Regions from separate parts of the Homo sapiens genome. Here region 2 is linked to region 1. Evidence: read pairs that join two places in POLR2A ChIA-PET (ENCODE). Cell type or tissue: PC-9. All regions are shown on one strand.

Region 1 (8,000 bases):
AACTTTCTTTGAATTACCTTCCTTCTCCTGCTCTTTCTCAGTGGAAATTCCCCAGAGTTTCACCCTAATCCTATACTCTTCTTCTCCATAGCACTTTCTTTAGAACACTCTTATTCATATGACTTCAGTGGCCACTATTTCTGCTTCTGAAAACTTTTTCATTTACAAACAATAGTATCCCAGTTCAAATTAGCTTACTTGAAAGGGTAATGTTTTGGCAGACATCACCAGTAATCTAAGAAAGCATCTGCCCTCACACTTATCATCTCTCACAAGATTCTCATTCTCATATATTGGCTTTATTCTTTGGAGCGATCTCTTTGAAGATGTCTGCTGATTACCCCCACTCTCACATTTTCTCATTTGGTAACATCACTGGAAAGAGTCCCTTGTTTATATATATGGTTGGGGTTTATTTTGCTGTTTTCAGCAGAATATTCTCCAGGTAGATATTCAGGCTGGCCTGGCATGGGACACATGCTGATGATACCTATATCTACCATTTTACGGCTGTAGCTGGCCACATCTTGGATGTAGGTTTATCCTGTGCTTGGAGATAGCTTACAGTGAGTGCCTCCTAAACCTGATGGAATGAATTCCGCACAGGAAAGAAAGACTCTGATAGCTGCAGTAGACTGTAAACACTAACTGGCCTGATAACAAATGCTCCTAATGCTAGTGAGGCTGAAGTTTAAGGCTTCCTTTCTGTAGTCTATCTAAGCTGTATTGGTCCATTCTCACACTGCTAATAAAGACATACCTGAGACTGGGTAATTTATAAGGAAAAAGAGGTTTAATGGACTTACAGTTCCACATGGCTGGGAGGCCTCACAATCATGGTAGAAGGCAAAGGAGGAGCAAAGGCACATCTTACATGGCGGCAGGGAAGAGCACCTGTACAGAGGAACTGCCCTTCATAAAACCATCAAATCTCATGAGACTTATTCACTATCATGAGAACAGCATGGGAAAAACTTACCCCCATGATTCAATTACCTCCCACCAGGTCCCTCCCATCACACATGGGGATTATGGGAGCTACAATTCAAGATGAGATTTGAGTGGGGACACAGCCAAACCATATTATAAGCTTCACATCCACTTTGCTACTGGGCCTTGGAATATTTTATCTTTACATATCCAAGTGGGAAATTTAATTGTCTTTCCCTCAAAATTTGTTTCCGTTTTTCATTTCTCAGCTTTGGGGAATGGTATCACAGCCTTGCATTTTAGATAAAGTCTTCCAAGCCTCTTTTTTCTTGATCCTTTATATTGATGTTTACCACATCACACCTATTATTCCTGCTTCATTTATCTCAGTTTCAAGTTTCTCATTCCATGGGCAGCTTCCAATATTTCAACACTGGACAATTGCTTGAGCATTTCAATCGCCTCCTTCCCTAATTCTTTCCTCTGGCATGTTTTCCATAACATGGATAGTTTTGAGTTTTTAAAACACGGCCTTATTTTTCCCACTTCCCTCAAATTGATTCAAAAATATTTCAGGGGTTCCTAAAAGGCAACTGCAATTTGTGGGACACAACAATAAAAAAAGGTAAACATGGTTTCTAACCTCACAGAACCTGGCAGTTTTAAAATGGTAAGATATAACAGATATGTAACTAGGTACCTTATAAAAAACACTACAAAAGGGATAATATTGGATGGTTTTGGAGAGACCTCTAACCCAGATTTATGTCCGGAATGGCATCCCAGAAATTGTGGCATTCCTGCATACATTTGAGGGATGGGGAGGAGGTTGGACAATCAAAGAGGCAAGACAGTGTTCAGGCAAGAGTCATGGCATGTGCAAAGGCCCAGAGGTGACTACATTTTGTTGTTCCAAGGATGTCAAAGAAGTGTAGGTTGGATGAGCTAGAGTGGCAGAGAGAGACAGTCATGAAGACATTTCAGGGAGACAGTGCTGGTTTCAGCTTGTGGAGAGAGGAAAGATGGTCAGTTAGAGGTTGTGTCTTCATCTAAGCAAGGGAGCCTGGTGGCCTGAACTAGGATAGCAGAGATTGTTTGAGAAATGTTATTGAGATAAAAAGAGTGTTGGCTTTTTTGTTTGTTTGTTTGTTTTAAGGCAGAGCTTCACTCTTGTTGCCCAGGCTGGAGTGCAATGGTGCAATCTCTGCTCACAGCAATCTCCGCCTCCCAGGTTCAAGCGATTCTCCTGCCTCAGCCTCCCAAGTAGCTGGCATTACAGGGATGCGTCACCATGTCCGGCTAATTTTTTTTTTTTTTTTTTTTTTGTATTTTTTAGTAGAGACGGGGTTTCTCCATGTTGGTCAGGCTGTTCTCAAACTCCTGATCTTAGGTGATCCACCCGCCTCGGGCTTCCAAAGTGCTGGGATTACAGGCATGAGCCACCGCACCTGGCCCCTGATTGTTGGCTTTTTAGGATACCTTAAAAGTGGAGGCAGATATACTGTTCTGAGACTCCTGGGCATTGACTGCTTTTTTCTCTTGGAAAGAGAATATTGCCTTTCTGATGCTGAGTTTACTTAAAGAGCCAGGAAAGGTCAACGCTTGCAAATAACCCCTTAAGTGGAAGTACATAGATTGTTAGTTCAGGTTCTTCTGGAATGTTGGACATAAACCTAAGTATAAAAAATGTAGTGTTGCAACAAAAATTTGGATTTTTTTTTAAAATTTGTTAGATTCCTGCCTATGCAAAGGGTAGCACCAGCTACAGAGCACTTCATACGGATCCCAGGCAAGGAAAAAATAGAGAAGAGATTATGCTGCATCTGCCCCTTCTCTGTGTGGACCATGATACCATTGTTTGTTCTCTATCATGGACTAAATAAATCAGAGACTCTAAGTAGATGTGAGTTCTGTGTGTGTGTGTGTGTGTGTGTGTGTGTTCAACTGAGTGTGTGTTTTATCCCTGCCAATGGTAACTTTATTTGCAAAGCTGAGTACGTTTGGAAGATAGAAACAATACTTTCTTGCAACTGATGGGGTAAGCAGGCTAAGCAAAAAAAGAAAAGTCAAGGACATCCCTGAAGTTTCTGGTTATGGCAACTGACAAGATGTTACCATCAATCCCCAGGGCTTGAGACAGAGGATGGCCTGGTTTGTGGGTTAGATGGGATAGGTAACTGTCAACCTTTTGAATTGGAGGTATCCTGTAGGCTCTCCATGTGCAGATGTCTAATAGGCTGTGGCTGTCCAGTCTTGAAATTCTGGAGAGAGGCTTGAGCTGGATAAAGATTTAGCAGTTGACAGCTAATAATTTCATGGGACTTGGTATGATCATCTGAGAAAAAAATGTACAAGGAAGAGAAATAAGAAGTTCACATGACAGTGCAGGTACTCAAGGAATAGGAAGGGGAAGAAAATCCTGTGAAACAAGTGGGGGAAAAAAAAGAACACCTTACTTTCCTTTACATGTGCTATTCACTCAGTGCAAACTTGACCTGTCATTCCACAGGGCGAGTTTTATTCCCCATCCCACCACTCAGAGTTGACCTCCTTTATGTCCCCTAAATCAGAGGCCACAAAATTAATGTACATAGGACATATTCGGCCCCTAGATAGGTTTTATTTGGCCTATGGATTTCTTTAGAATTTTGAATCAAGTGCCAGTCTATTCACATTTCAGTTTGCCACAGGCCCCGTTTCTGCCTTCTGTCTTACACCAGTCCTATTCCTCTCAGGCCTTTATTTTATATGCCAAACCTCTGAAAGCTCTCACAATTGCAAAAATATCACGGATCTTCCTATGTCTATTTTTTTCTTGTGGAATACCTCTCTGCCTATTGCAAATCTATTCATCCCACAGGGTGTGACCTGTGGTTCACGTCTTTGGTGAAGCTTCCTGCCCTCTGAATTTTTATAGCCCTTAATGGGTTGTTATTGTTGTTATTATTCTCTTGATGAGTGACTCAGCATACATAGCACATGGATTCTATGACTCCTATGAATAGGGAAATAAACAAAGGGCTCTGCAGTTTTGTGCTCTGACTCATAGATGCAACTACCAGGGAATTTGCTCTTTTTAGTGGCTTGTTTCCTGTTCTAATGAGAAAAATGGAAAGCACAGCTCAGAAACAGACTCTACTTAGAAAATGTGGATGGTATGTCTGTCCAGCATGACAATGTCAAATCTCACATTTTGAAATGCCAACTTACAACTTTTCTGCCATTTACTCTGACACTAGCATGTTGAGTTGCACTAACAGTTCCTTTTTCTGATTATTGGTGATGCAATATTATCAGCTTCTCTTGGCTGGTGCCACATGTTGCAGTTAAGTCTCTGCAGCTGTCTACTCTGCGGTATGTATAGGAGGGCTTTGGTGCATATGTGATCTGTGCAGGGATGCCTTTCTGACCAGAACCTTTGGGAAAACTGCACAGTGAGAGACGGAAGAATTGCCAGGATCAGCCTTACCATGCTTTACAATCTGTGTCCAGGAGTGGCACTGCCCCACCCACTGATGAATCATCACACTGATATTATCAAAGGAGACATTACATTTTCAATGTCATGTTTTAGGTTTATAATTTAATTTTCAGCTCTGGCAATTCCAGAAGCATCCCTAGGGACATATGAAGAGGAAGGGGCTAGCGTGTACTCGAAATGAATACATGTTCATTTCTTGAGCACCTTAATTGGCATGCACATCTCACAAGCTCCCTTTTTCTCTGCTGCAGCCAAACTCTCTCACACCACCAAGTTACTCAATATTCCTCCTGCACTGACTGCCTTCCTTTCCACTCAACCTCAAGTCAGATCTACTTTAGTAATAAATCTCTGCTGGGAATGATCAGAACAAATACTGAGTGTGCACCACAATATTAAAAATAAGTGTAATATAGACTTATTTAATAAGGTCCAACAGACTTTTATAACATTTGGAATATTTTACCAAAGGTACTATCAGCATTATGTTTAATGCATTTTCTCCAAGACAGAAAAATCTTTTCAAGAATGAGGGGGGAAAAGAAAAAAAACACAAAACACAGAGAAAAGTCAGATGGGCTCTGATGCATTCTCACTCAACTAAATCTGTGATTCTCCTTCCTTTCCCAGATCTTTCTCTTCGGCCAGACCCACAAAATGTGAAGCCTCTTTGTGTTCACCCTGATTTATGAATAGTCGGCACTGGGCAATTGCGGTCCCAGTGGGATACATTTCAGTTTAAAAATAGTCTGAAGCACTTTCTTTCAAATTCCCACATGTCCACTGCCACCTCATAATATGTGCTTCTCCTTCTGTCCTTGTGCAGTTAAAGTCGGATCCATGTACGGGGAATGAAAGCACTGAATTTGTTTGTAGCACTTTGAACCAAAATGGTGAATTTATTTAGAGAGTAGTTCCAGCGAGTTAAGTTAGTTTCAATGGACATATTGGCTGCAACTGGAGCATTGATGGAAGGGAGGCATACTACTTTAATGTCCTCAAAAAGAAAAAAAGAAAGAAAGAAAATAAATAAATAAAATCCAGTCAACTGCAGGATAAGTATCCATAGGCCAAACAAATCCCTCTCAAAATGACTGCAAGTTCAGGTGACACCAACAGCTGTCAAAAGACCCCTGTTTGCCTGGCGGCAGCTTTGGGTTCAAATTCTTCCTAGTTTACAGTGACATTTCATTTAATGCTTGCACTCTGACTCCATTTGTCTGCCCTGCAAAAGCTCTGCAAAGAGCTGACCCAGTTAACACTTTCTGTTTCACAAACCCAGAGACTGAACAGCAGGGAGGCTACAGCAAAGTGCTGAGTTGTCCTAGCTGAGCAGTAAGGGGACAATGACTGTGGCCACAGTCCATGTCATTTTTGTTTCTAGACCAGTGGTGACTCATTGGACTCTCCTGGGCAGTTCTGAAAAGTCTGCATGTCCTAGTCTCACCCAAGACCAATTAAATCCCAATCTGTGGCAGGGAGGACCCAGGCATCAGCATTTTTTAAAACCAAATCTTTATATAAATAAAATGTCTCAAGGGATTTGAGTGCAAAAGGACATACTCTATAGAATATAATATTTCTTTGGTAACTGATGACATTTCAAGCTTATAGGACCTCATACTTAGCATAGTGACTTAGAATCTCACTTTTCACTCAGAAGCTCATAATAGAGTCTTTTGATTCTTCAGGGGTTTAGGTTAATAAATGCAATATAACCGAAGCTCATTATGTAGTGTTTCTAAACCACTATCGAGTAATCATTTGCTGGTGTATTAGGCATTGCAAGCCCTTGGTGCCATAGTCCATCTCCTTGTTTCTGAGTCAGAAGAAGCAGGTGGACTGATTCTTCTGGCACCCCTGCTTCTCAGCCCACATTGTGTCAAACATTAAAAGTGAGGTTTTAATTTGAGTACCTGGCTTGGAATGTAACAGGTAACAGTTGATTATGTTAATTGATCCAACGTCTTCAAAGTCAAAGCAGTAATGATGAATCTGGACCTACTATTGGAAGAAAATGATCAAGTTACATTTATGTTGAAAGATGAAGTCAGTAGGGAAAGATTCTGTTAAAATAGTGGGTTTCATGCGCATCCATGTGAAGAGACCACCAAACAGGCTTTGTGTGAGTAACAAGGCTGTTTATTTCACCTGGGTGCAGGCGGGCTGAGTCTGAAAAGAGAGTCAGCAAAGGGAGATAGGGGTGGGGCCATTTTATAAGATTTGGGTAGGTAAAGGAAAATTACAGTCAAAGGGGGGTTGTTCTCTGGTGGGCTGGAGTGGGGGTCACAGGGTGTTCAGTAGGGGAGCTTTTGAGCCAGGATGAGCCAGGAGAAGGAATTTCACAAGATAATGTCATCAGTTAAGGCAGGAACAGGCCATTTTCATTTCTTTTGTGGTGGAATGTCATCAGTTAAGGCAGGAACCGGCCATCTGGATGTGTACGTGCAGGTCACAGGGGATATGATGGCTTAGCTTGGGCTCAGAGGCCTGACATTCCTGTCTTCTTATATTAATAAGAAAAATAAAATGAAATAGTGGTAAAATGTTGGGGAAAATTTTTGGGGGTGGGATGGAGAGATAATGGGCGACGTTTCTCAGGGCTGCCTCGAGCGGGATTGGGGCGGCGTGGGAACCTAGAGTGGGAGAGATTAAGCTGAAGGAAGATTTTGTGGTAAGGGGTGATATTGTGGGGTTGTTAGAAGAAACATTTGTCATTTAGAATTATTGGTGATGGCCTGGATATGGTTTTGTATGAATTGAAAAACTAAATGGGGCCGGGTGCGGTGGCTCACGCCTGTAATCCCAGCACTTCGGGAGGCCGAGGGGGGCGGATCACGAGGTCAGGAGATTGAGACCATCCTGGCTAACACGGTGAAACCCCTTCTTTACTAAAAATACAAAAAATTAGCCGGGCGAGGTGGCGGGCGCCTGAAGTCCCAGCTACTCGGGAGGCTGAGGCAGGAGAATGGCGTAAACCCCAGGGGGCGGAGCCTGCAGTGAGCCGAGATCGTGCCACTGCACTCCAGCCTGGGCGACAGCGAGACTCCGTCTCAAAAAAACAAACAAACAAACAAAAAACCCAAAAACTAAATGGAATAAGAGAAGGAGAAAAACAGGTATTAAAGGTCTAAGAATTGGGAGGACCCAGGGCATCTAATTAGAGAGTGCCTAAGGAGATTCAGCATAGTCCTGCCAGCAAAGATTATTTATTTACTTTAAGAGTTAAGAGTGGCAGTTTGGGGATAGCACGAGGAGGTATCAGCTGTGATGGCTTGGAGAAACAGTGTAAACTGGCAGTGTAAACAAGAGCAGGGCATGTATGAGTAGTTGAGAACGGTGAATAGGAGTGTGACTAGACAGAAGATAGTAGGGATGACAAGTTTTTGGGGGCACAGTCCGAGTTGGTCTGGTGTCTGGACTGAGACTGGGGCTTAATAAAAAGGAGCGTCCATACAGGAGCTCAAATGGGCTGTACCCTGTAGCATTCCGAGGACAGGCCTGACTTCTGAGAAGGGAAAGTGGTAAAAGTATTGTCCAGTCCTTTTTAAGTTGGTGGCTGAGCCTGGTGAGGTGTGTTTTTAAAGGA
Region 2 (8,000 bases), 300 kb after region 1:
CTCGCCTCAGTGAAATATCCATGTTGTGGGCAAAACATGCTAGTAATATCATGCAGCTGTCATTGGGTGACAACCACATGTAGATTTAGAGATGACTGAGGTACCTGTCTTTGCTGAAATGTGATGTTCCTCATGCATACTTAGACTCTTTTCATGAACATTCTTTAAGTTGTATGTTCCCTGCTTGATGGAAATGAACATTGTATAAAATTGAAGCAATTTAAAAATATACAGTATTTAAGAAAAACTCAAATTCCTTAAATATGTCAGTGGATTGGAAATCTGGCTTGATGCACCCACTACTAAAATTAAACTGTATTAAGATCATATGATACAATGCCAGGTGTCAGCTTTCTGTTCCTTCTGTCTTTAGCCATAGAAGTTGTATTCCCCATTGATAGATAACATCAGACTTTGCACCTAAATGCAATATGTGAGATGCAAATTTGAGAAAGCACATGGTATTTTATTTTAATCTTTAAAACATATAATCTACAAAAATATAATGCTTAGTCTAACCCACATGGCAATGTAGTAGCTGAATATGGCTCTAGAAATGTGGGTTGTCATGAAACAAATCTCTCTTCTAGATATTGGAAATCAGATTCTATCAGGACATTCAATTTAGAAATAGTGTTTGCATCCAACTGTCCTTCTGTACAGATATGTAATTTCCATGTTTTGTTTAATGTAAATTACAATGTTTTTATTTGTTAAAAAGAGCAATCTTTAAAGCCTAGAATCAGAATTGAATGTTTGTAATGTAATCGCAATTTTGAGGCATTCTTTGTCATTTATCTTTATAGGGTCAGGGATTCAGATAGCAAAGGAGAGAGGATTGTGCACTTTGGTGTCTTTTCAAATAGAAAGAACTAACCTCAAGCGGGGATTGTCTGTCTTCGATCATATGTTATCCCAGATGACTAAGAGGAAAATCTGATCCGTTCACTTATGCCACACTATTTTTGATACACCAAAGCCCTTGCAATTTTACTTACAAACACAGATTAGGAAGTGAAAGGTTGATTGTTTCTGGCAGTTTGAAATGCATTATGTTTGTCCTGACCCCAGCTCAAATGAAAATAGAATGTTTCCAAATCTTCTAATGGTCCTGCAACTAAAATTACTCATTTGAAACTGCCAGGACTGATCAGTGCAAAATCAAGCAGCCCTTTCTGGGTTCTTCATTTGGAGAACATCAGTTTCAAGGTTTTAAGATAATCATCTCACCTTATTATCAGATAAATCTTCTTTTACATGAGCAGCTACTGTCTCTCAAGACAGCCTCTCACTTATTAAAAAGGGAAAAGGAGGGAAAAGCTACCAGGGAAAGAGACAATCAGAAGAAATGTCAGTAAAATGGAATCAAAAGACTATAAGATGTAAAATTACTTTTTACCTTTGTTAGTCATTTAGAACCACAGAAACTCTTAAGGTGCCAAGAAATATCGAGCCCAAAGCTGGCTTTTGAAATAAGAGGAAACCGAGGCCCAGAGAAAGAAAATGACTTACTCAGCAAATTGGGATGATGGAGGAGATGAAACTGACTGGATTTTGTCCCATGATCAAGGTTTTTGACATGAAGTCTAACCTCAGCAAGATTCACAGCAAACAGACCTATTCTGAAACAAAAGATTAATTTTCAATCCAATTACTTTCTCAAAAAATACTAGCCCTCAAGTATTCATGAGATACGTCTTGTATTGCTGTTCTCATTGAGGAGAATAAATAGAGAGCCATTTGGATTTCGTTAGTTGTTTAGTATTCCTTTAGCAATTTCAGACTTATTTGTGTCTGAGGAAGGAAGCCTCTTATATCAAAACATGACACACAAACTAACAGCTGGTTTTGACATTGAACTTCAGATCTAGGGTTGGTAAGAGTATTTGCACTTACTGTTTGTAATGTACAAATAGATCCTTGTTTAAATCCTCAGCAAGAACAGCCTTGTGTAAAGCTTTATCCACCGTGTTTCCCTTCCCTCTCCTCCCCCATAAAATAAAGGAAGAAAAACTTCATTGCAGTCACTAAGCATGGGGATTACTGGAAAGACAGAGTGACTGTTTGGTTTAAATGTAATTTCAGTGTGTAAATGTTCACATCTACCTAAGGATATTGTTAATGGAAGCAAAACCTAACCCCCCTTATTTGATTTTGCCCTTCAGACTTGAATTTTTCTCCTAACGCTATTTTGTTCAGCATGCCCCAGTCCTCTTCATATGATGGCAAGTTCTATGTTAGATGGTTCAACAACTATTGGGGGTGCGACAGGAATAGCAACACTGATTAGTGCTAATTAGGTGTCAGACCGTTTACTGTCATTATCTGAAGTAAACATCAACAACTCTGAAAAGTAAATATTGTCCCTATTTTCTAGATGAAGGAACAGAGGCCCCGAAAGCCTGAATACTGTCTACGGTGCCCCACAGTCGGAAGCAGGAGGCCTGGCTTTGACTCTGTCTAACCCTGTTCTCTCCATCCTACTGGACTGTCCCCCCCAAGGACCTCCCTACAAACCCTCAGTTCCAAGAATGTCTTGAGCCAATTCCCATTAATCACATTGAGCTAGTTTCTATTGTTTCATCAGTGAATTTTCTGTGTTAATGGTAAAAAATAAAAAATAAAAATGCAGGCCGGGCGCGGTGGCTCACGCCTGTAATCCCAGCACTTTGGGAGGCCGAGGCAGGCGGATCACGAGGTTAGGAGATCAAGACCATCCTGGCTAACGTGGTGAAACACCCCCGTCTGTACTAAAAACACAAAAAATTAGCTGGGCGTGGTGGCAGGCGCCTGTAGTCCCAGCTACTCGGGAGGCTGAGGCAGGAGAGTGCTGTGAACCCGGGAGGCGGAGCTTGCAGTGAGCCGAGATCTTGCCACTGCACTCCAACCTGGGCGACAGAGCTAGATTCTGCCTCAAAAAAAAAAAAAAAGAAGAAAAGAAAAAAATGCAGAGGCATCAAGAGATAACTCTTCTTCCATTAGGACTTCTGCATTCGGTTTGGAAGAAAGGTTTTCTCCAGCAATCAGTTCACCTTCGGGGGACACAAAACGTGGATAGAACTGGAGGTCCCAAGAGCACCTGTAGGGGACAGTTCAGAGCCTGGCTTTTCTAAATCCGGCTGCTTATGCGAAAAGTTCATGAGCTCAGTCCTTCAGTTTTCAGTCCTCACACACATGGAGTTATGATGATTTCTCCTGGCCCAAATACTGACACTAGGACAAGAGTTGCTGGGGCAAATTTGCCATAAACACCCATACATATTTCTTTTCTTTTCTTTTCTTTTCTTTTTTTTTTTTTTTTTGAGACAAAGTTTTTCTCAGTTGCCCAGGCTAGAGTGCAGTGGCACAATCTGAGCTCACTGCAATCTCCACCTCCTAGTTTCAAGTGATTCTCCTGCCTCAGCCTCCTGAGTAGCTGGGACTACAAGGCATGCACAACCACGCCTGGCTCATTTTTTGTATTTTTAGTAGAGACAGGGTTTCACCATGTTGGCCAGGCTGGTCTCAAACTCTGGACCTCAGGCAATCCGGCCTCAAGTGATCTGCCTGCCTCAGCCTCCCAAAGGGCTGGGATTACAGGCGTGAGCCACCATGCCCCATCCCCATATGTAACTTTCACGAAGCTTTTGAGAACATGTAAAATTTTCCTTGGATACTGGGAGTGGTTCACTTTAAACAGAACAGATAAAATAGGCATTTGACACCATAAGGAGTCAGGGTGGTGGGGAGCAGGTGAGAGGACAGCAGAGAGACAAATGATAATTCCAGTGCTACTAATATATATGTGTAATTTTATGTTATTACATTATAATTAAGATTTGTTTTGTCACACTTTAATATCTGAATGCTATCTTACTTTCAAACTTATATATGCATGTCATATTTCCATATTTTCATAGTATTCTGTACAAATCTCTCCCACCACACTAACCTCATTCTCTCATAATTACCCATATACATACACACATGTGCATGCATGTGCACACATATATACTGCTTCCACTGGGCTGTGTTATTCACCTATAGTTCTTTACTGCCTGGCATATTCTGAGTAGACAGGCAATGTTGACTGAAAGAATGAATGAACAAACCTGTGAATAACAGAATACAACACCATCACACCCACATTCCATGAGTTTAGCTGCATTAACCCTTCTTGGAGTCAGAGAGATTGGTCCACGGGAGACCAGTGAAGCATGAAGGAGTGAGGCAAATCTGGCACATGGACATCATATGTGAGCCACTGTCTGTTAACTTTCCATTTTTACTTTACGTACCAGGAGAGCAGATTGATATTGCATTTTAATTGTGTATATTAGAGGAAGGCATATGGTTACAACATTCTCTTATTTACCTTCTGGAACATGAAATTTGTCATTTTGTTCCCAAAATAAAGGATTGAAGGGATAGTGCCTGCTTTTTACACAAGTTCAATTCTCCCTCATGTGCAAGTCTCCTGAGATGTGTAGCAAGTCGGTGCCAACATGAGGCTGGCACCATTTTCCTATTGCCATGGTGATCTCCAGCTCTCCTGAAATCTCAAGGGGGACTATGATATTTTAAAAGCAACTTGAATTTTGGTAATTAAAAAGGCTGCAAAGAATAATCTTTCTACATTTTGCCAGCTTGGGTAAATATGGATAGCAAGTGATGTCTAGAGAAGAAGGGTATTACTGTGCTTTATTACGTGGGTGACCCCGTGTTGGAAAATGAAAACCGTCATGAAAGTTATGTGTGGAGTATTTATGGCAATTCAGAAACCTACTGTGAAATTTAAACTACATCTAATCACAACCTTCCTACAAACAGCTACTCTCTTGGAGTCACTAGTATTTTAACTTAAAGGTATGATGATCAGAGTTTGTTTTTGTTTTTTTTTTAATGTCGGAGGCAATGAGTAATAATGTAAATGTTGGCAGTTATCAAAGTAAAGGGGAAAAAAGTGATTCTCTTAAACTGGAAATTAAGTTAGACAAGCATAATTTATACCGCAGGTTAATCACTCCCTCCATCACGAAAGTTCTTACATTAAGGGTTCTTTTGAACTTCATTTGAGCAACTGCGCTCTCCTAGCAAAGCCTCAAAGATTAAAGGGCTTTGTTTCACTTGAGAAGACAGTTGAAATTTTTTTAGGCATTCTTTTGAGCTATAAAATGAATGCTTGGAGTAGAGGAACATGGAAGCAGACATTAAAAGGCAAAACAATGTATGGGAGAGAAACCCAGGCTAGTGGAAAGAGAGTGCTTTCTTGTATCTTTGTGCATAGCTTTGTATATAGAATTTATAGCGGAAAATGATCAGCAGTTTAAGGTAGGGCTTGGGAAATTTTTTGGGCTGAGTGTGTGTTGTCTTATTAGGTAGGGTATGAAATCTTCAACGACAGAGAAAGAGAAAGGGTAGAACAATCCTCTTAAATTAGGAACTTCACAAACAAATGCAGATTCCCAATTTGCAGATGGGCATTTTAATTGATTTTTTTTTTACAAAACCACCTACAACCTAATGTTTCAGAGTTAAAAATAAACCATATAACTCTCAAGTGCTGTTTCTTCCACATAATTCAAATCTGATTATATCTGAACAAATCACCAACTGGAAGTGAAGAATTTTCTATGGATCAGTTTGATTCCATTGGGAAAATACTGCCAGCAAAAATAGTTTGGCGGTCCCCGTGGCAAAACTTAGAAACCTGTTTTCTTGTTTTGAATCCCTCTGGGTAAGAGCCCTTACCATGTTGCTCATAATCTTATTTAATGCCATTTTTAGCTGGTATGACCTGAAGTGGAATAGCCAGATGGTTTTGTTGGGTTTTTTTATTTGTTTATTTGATTGATTTTGTGTTGTGTTTAGCACAGAGATTTGGTGATTTTTTAGAAAATTGTTCACTGCTTTTTGATTAGTGAAATATTCTGTGATAGCTGACAGATGACTTGTGGAGTATAAAAGCACAGTGAAGTGGCTGAGAATATCGTTAAAGGTTTCATGGCTGGGCGCGGTGGCTCACACCTGCAGTCTCCCACTTTGGGAGATTAAGGTGGGCAGATCACTTGATGTCAGGAGTTCAAGACCAGTCTGGCCAACATGGTGAAACCCCATCTCTACTAAAAACACAAAAATTAGCCAGACGTGGTGGTGGGTACCTGTAATCCCAGCTACTCGAGAGGCTGAGGCGGGAGAATTGCTTGAACCCAGGAGGCGGAGTTTGCTTCATTTATAGGATACGTGGAACTCAGAGGAGAAAAAGTCTTCCCAAGGCTATTTTATTGCAAAAATATGTTAATGTTCAGACTAGGCTGATAACTTTTTCCTTATATGTTCTCCCTAATGGTATGTTCCTGTATTTCCTGTTTTATTCTATGCATTTAACTGAATATTGGATTTTTACATTAAAAAAATATGTTTATGAAATTAAAGAAGATTGATTTGGGCAGCAAATTAGAACCTTTTTTTGTTAATAGAGAAAGCATTTAGTGTGATGTACTTGCTCTTTTCTATATAAAAAATAATGTTTTTCTTAATTTTAAGGACAGTTCTAAATAAAATCTATGCTACTTAAAAGAGAGTTTTAACATCCCCCATTGCCTTGTAGTTTTTCTTTTCCTGAAAATAGATCCACAAATGTCATAAATTAGTCTGCAGATTTTACCTTATTATGCTTCCTCCTTCAAAAAATATGCAGGAAAGTGATTATATGTGGTGTTCAACTCAGGACTGATGAGTTGGTTATAATTATCAAGGCAGACATAATGAAATGAAAACAACTCTTTCTCTAGGGCCTCAGAGGCATTTTCAGTCACTATCATAACCCTGTCACGCTGGGTTAACTGTTTTCTGCCCAAGTAGATGTCAACACAATTAATTTCACAGTTTCCTCAACTGATACAGTTAGGGTTCATTTGCTCATCTGGGCAAGAAGATCCACATATGTTAAGGGTAGAATTGATTTCTGGGTTTTTCCTAGACAGATGAGACTGTGGAAAATAGACATTTATCTTTATATATAACTAAACGGCATTTTGTCTCTTTTTCATTAGTCCTTAAACATACTTTTGTTCAAATTATTTGGCATCGCCATTTGACATTCATGGCATAATTTATTCACTCATCAAATATTTATCAAGTGCCAGCTTTATGCAGGACCTTTTGCCAGGCTCTGAGGTTACAGCAAGAGCAAAGCAGAAAAGCCCTGCCCGTGTGAAGTTTTCAATCCATTTGGGCAGTAATTGCACCAATATACCTAATTAACAGAAAAATGTAAAACCCCACTAGATAATTTGCATGCTACTGGTACTTGTTCTTTACTCCTGGTATAATAGATGCTTGCTTGCCATTGGAGAGTGTTCAATAGAACGTCCTGTCGCACAGTGACGAAAACATTCTAAACTCACATTTCTAAGACAGTAGGCACTAGCCACATTTAGCTATTGAGAACTTTAAATGTGGTAGTGTGACTGAGGACTTGAATTTATAATTTTCTTTAATTTCAACTAATTTAAACTGCCACAAGTGGCAAGAGGGATTACCATATGGGACAATGCTGGTCTACAATGTATCATCTTATTCCTTGCATATATTTTACACCTGAAAACAGCACTTGGGCAGCATAAAAACAGGACAGAGTATACACAAGTTTAATTTAACATTTACTCCGTGAGCTTCAAGGAGCAAGAAGATCCATGAGAGAGTAACTGTGTTTTTGGATATCTGCTAAGAAATGTGAAATAATGTCCTTGATTTTAGTGTGTTCATAGATTACAAACTAATCTTTAATTTATGTCTGGAATACTGTACCTGGTTGGGATATTTTAAAAGTCCAATTTCTTATTCGTTATTGTTACCCTATGAATCACTGAGATAATGTATTAACTTAGTTGATTAATATAATTTATTGCTATAAATCTTCCCCTTTTGCTTATGCTAGTGCTTAGTAAAAATTGCAAACACATTTTCCCCGGAGTTGTATTCAATATCATTCCACTGCAACCAATTTCTAATTCTCA

Evidence for each region. ChIA-PET counts read pairs that join two places held together with the same protein. Peaks named below come from ENCODE experiments on the same cell type or tissue, not always from the same donor. Only the 100,000 strongest peaks of a DNase experiment are listed, where the experiment ranks them.
Region 2: POLR2A ChIA-PET joins it to region 1 with 30 read pairs; 2 of 35 experiments call an interaction of 5 or more read pairs at or near these places.

The regions. Positions count from the first base shown.
Region 1 is chr5:167,291,136-167,299,135 of GRCh38, forward strand. The region is part of intron 3 of TENM2 (teneurin transmembrane protein 2); the gene reads left to right. TENM2-AS2 (TENM2 antisense RNA 2) reads right to left here. Exons shown (of 3, transcript NR_199036.1): 2 at 6,328-6,415; 3 at 5,277-5,408. Among named protein-coding and RNA genes, the nearest start is that of TENM2-AS2, 8.2 kb to the right of the region's middle. RefSeq lists enhancers at 3,519-4,718, 3,743-4,558, 6,519-7,224. In PC-9, no CTCF peak of the experiment used is centred here; DNase peaks (open chromatin) are centred at 3,916, 4,466 and 4,716; H3K4me3 peaks cover 821 bases; H3K27ac peaks cover 2,835 bases.
Region 2 is chr5:167,593,881-167,601,880 of GRCh38, forward strand. All of the region lies in intron 4 of TENM2 (teneurin transmembrane protein 2), which reads left to right. Among named protein-coding and RNA genes, the nearest start is that of TENM2-AS4, 62 kb to the right of the region's middle. In PC-9, no CTCF peak of the experiment used is centred here; no DNase peak of the experiment used is centred here.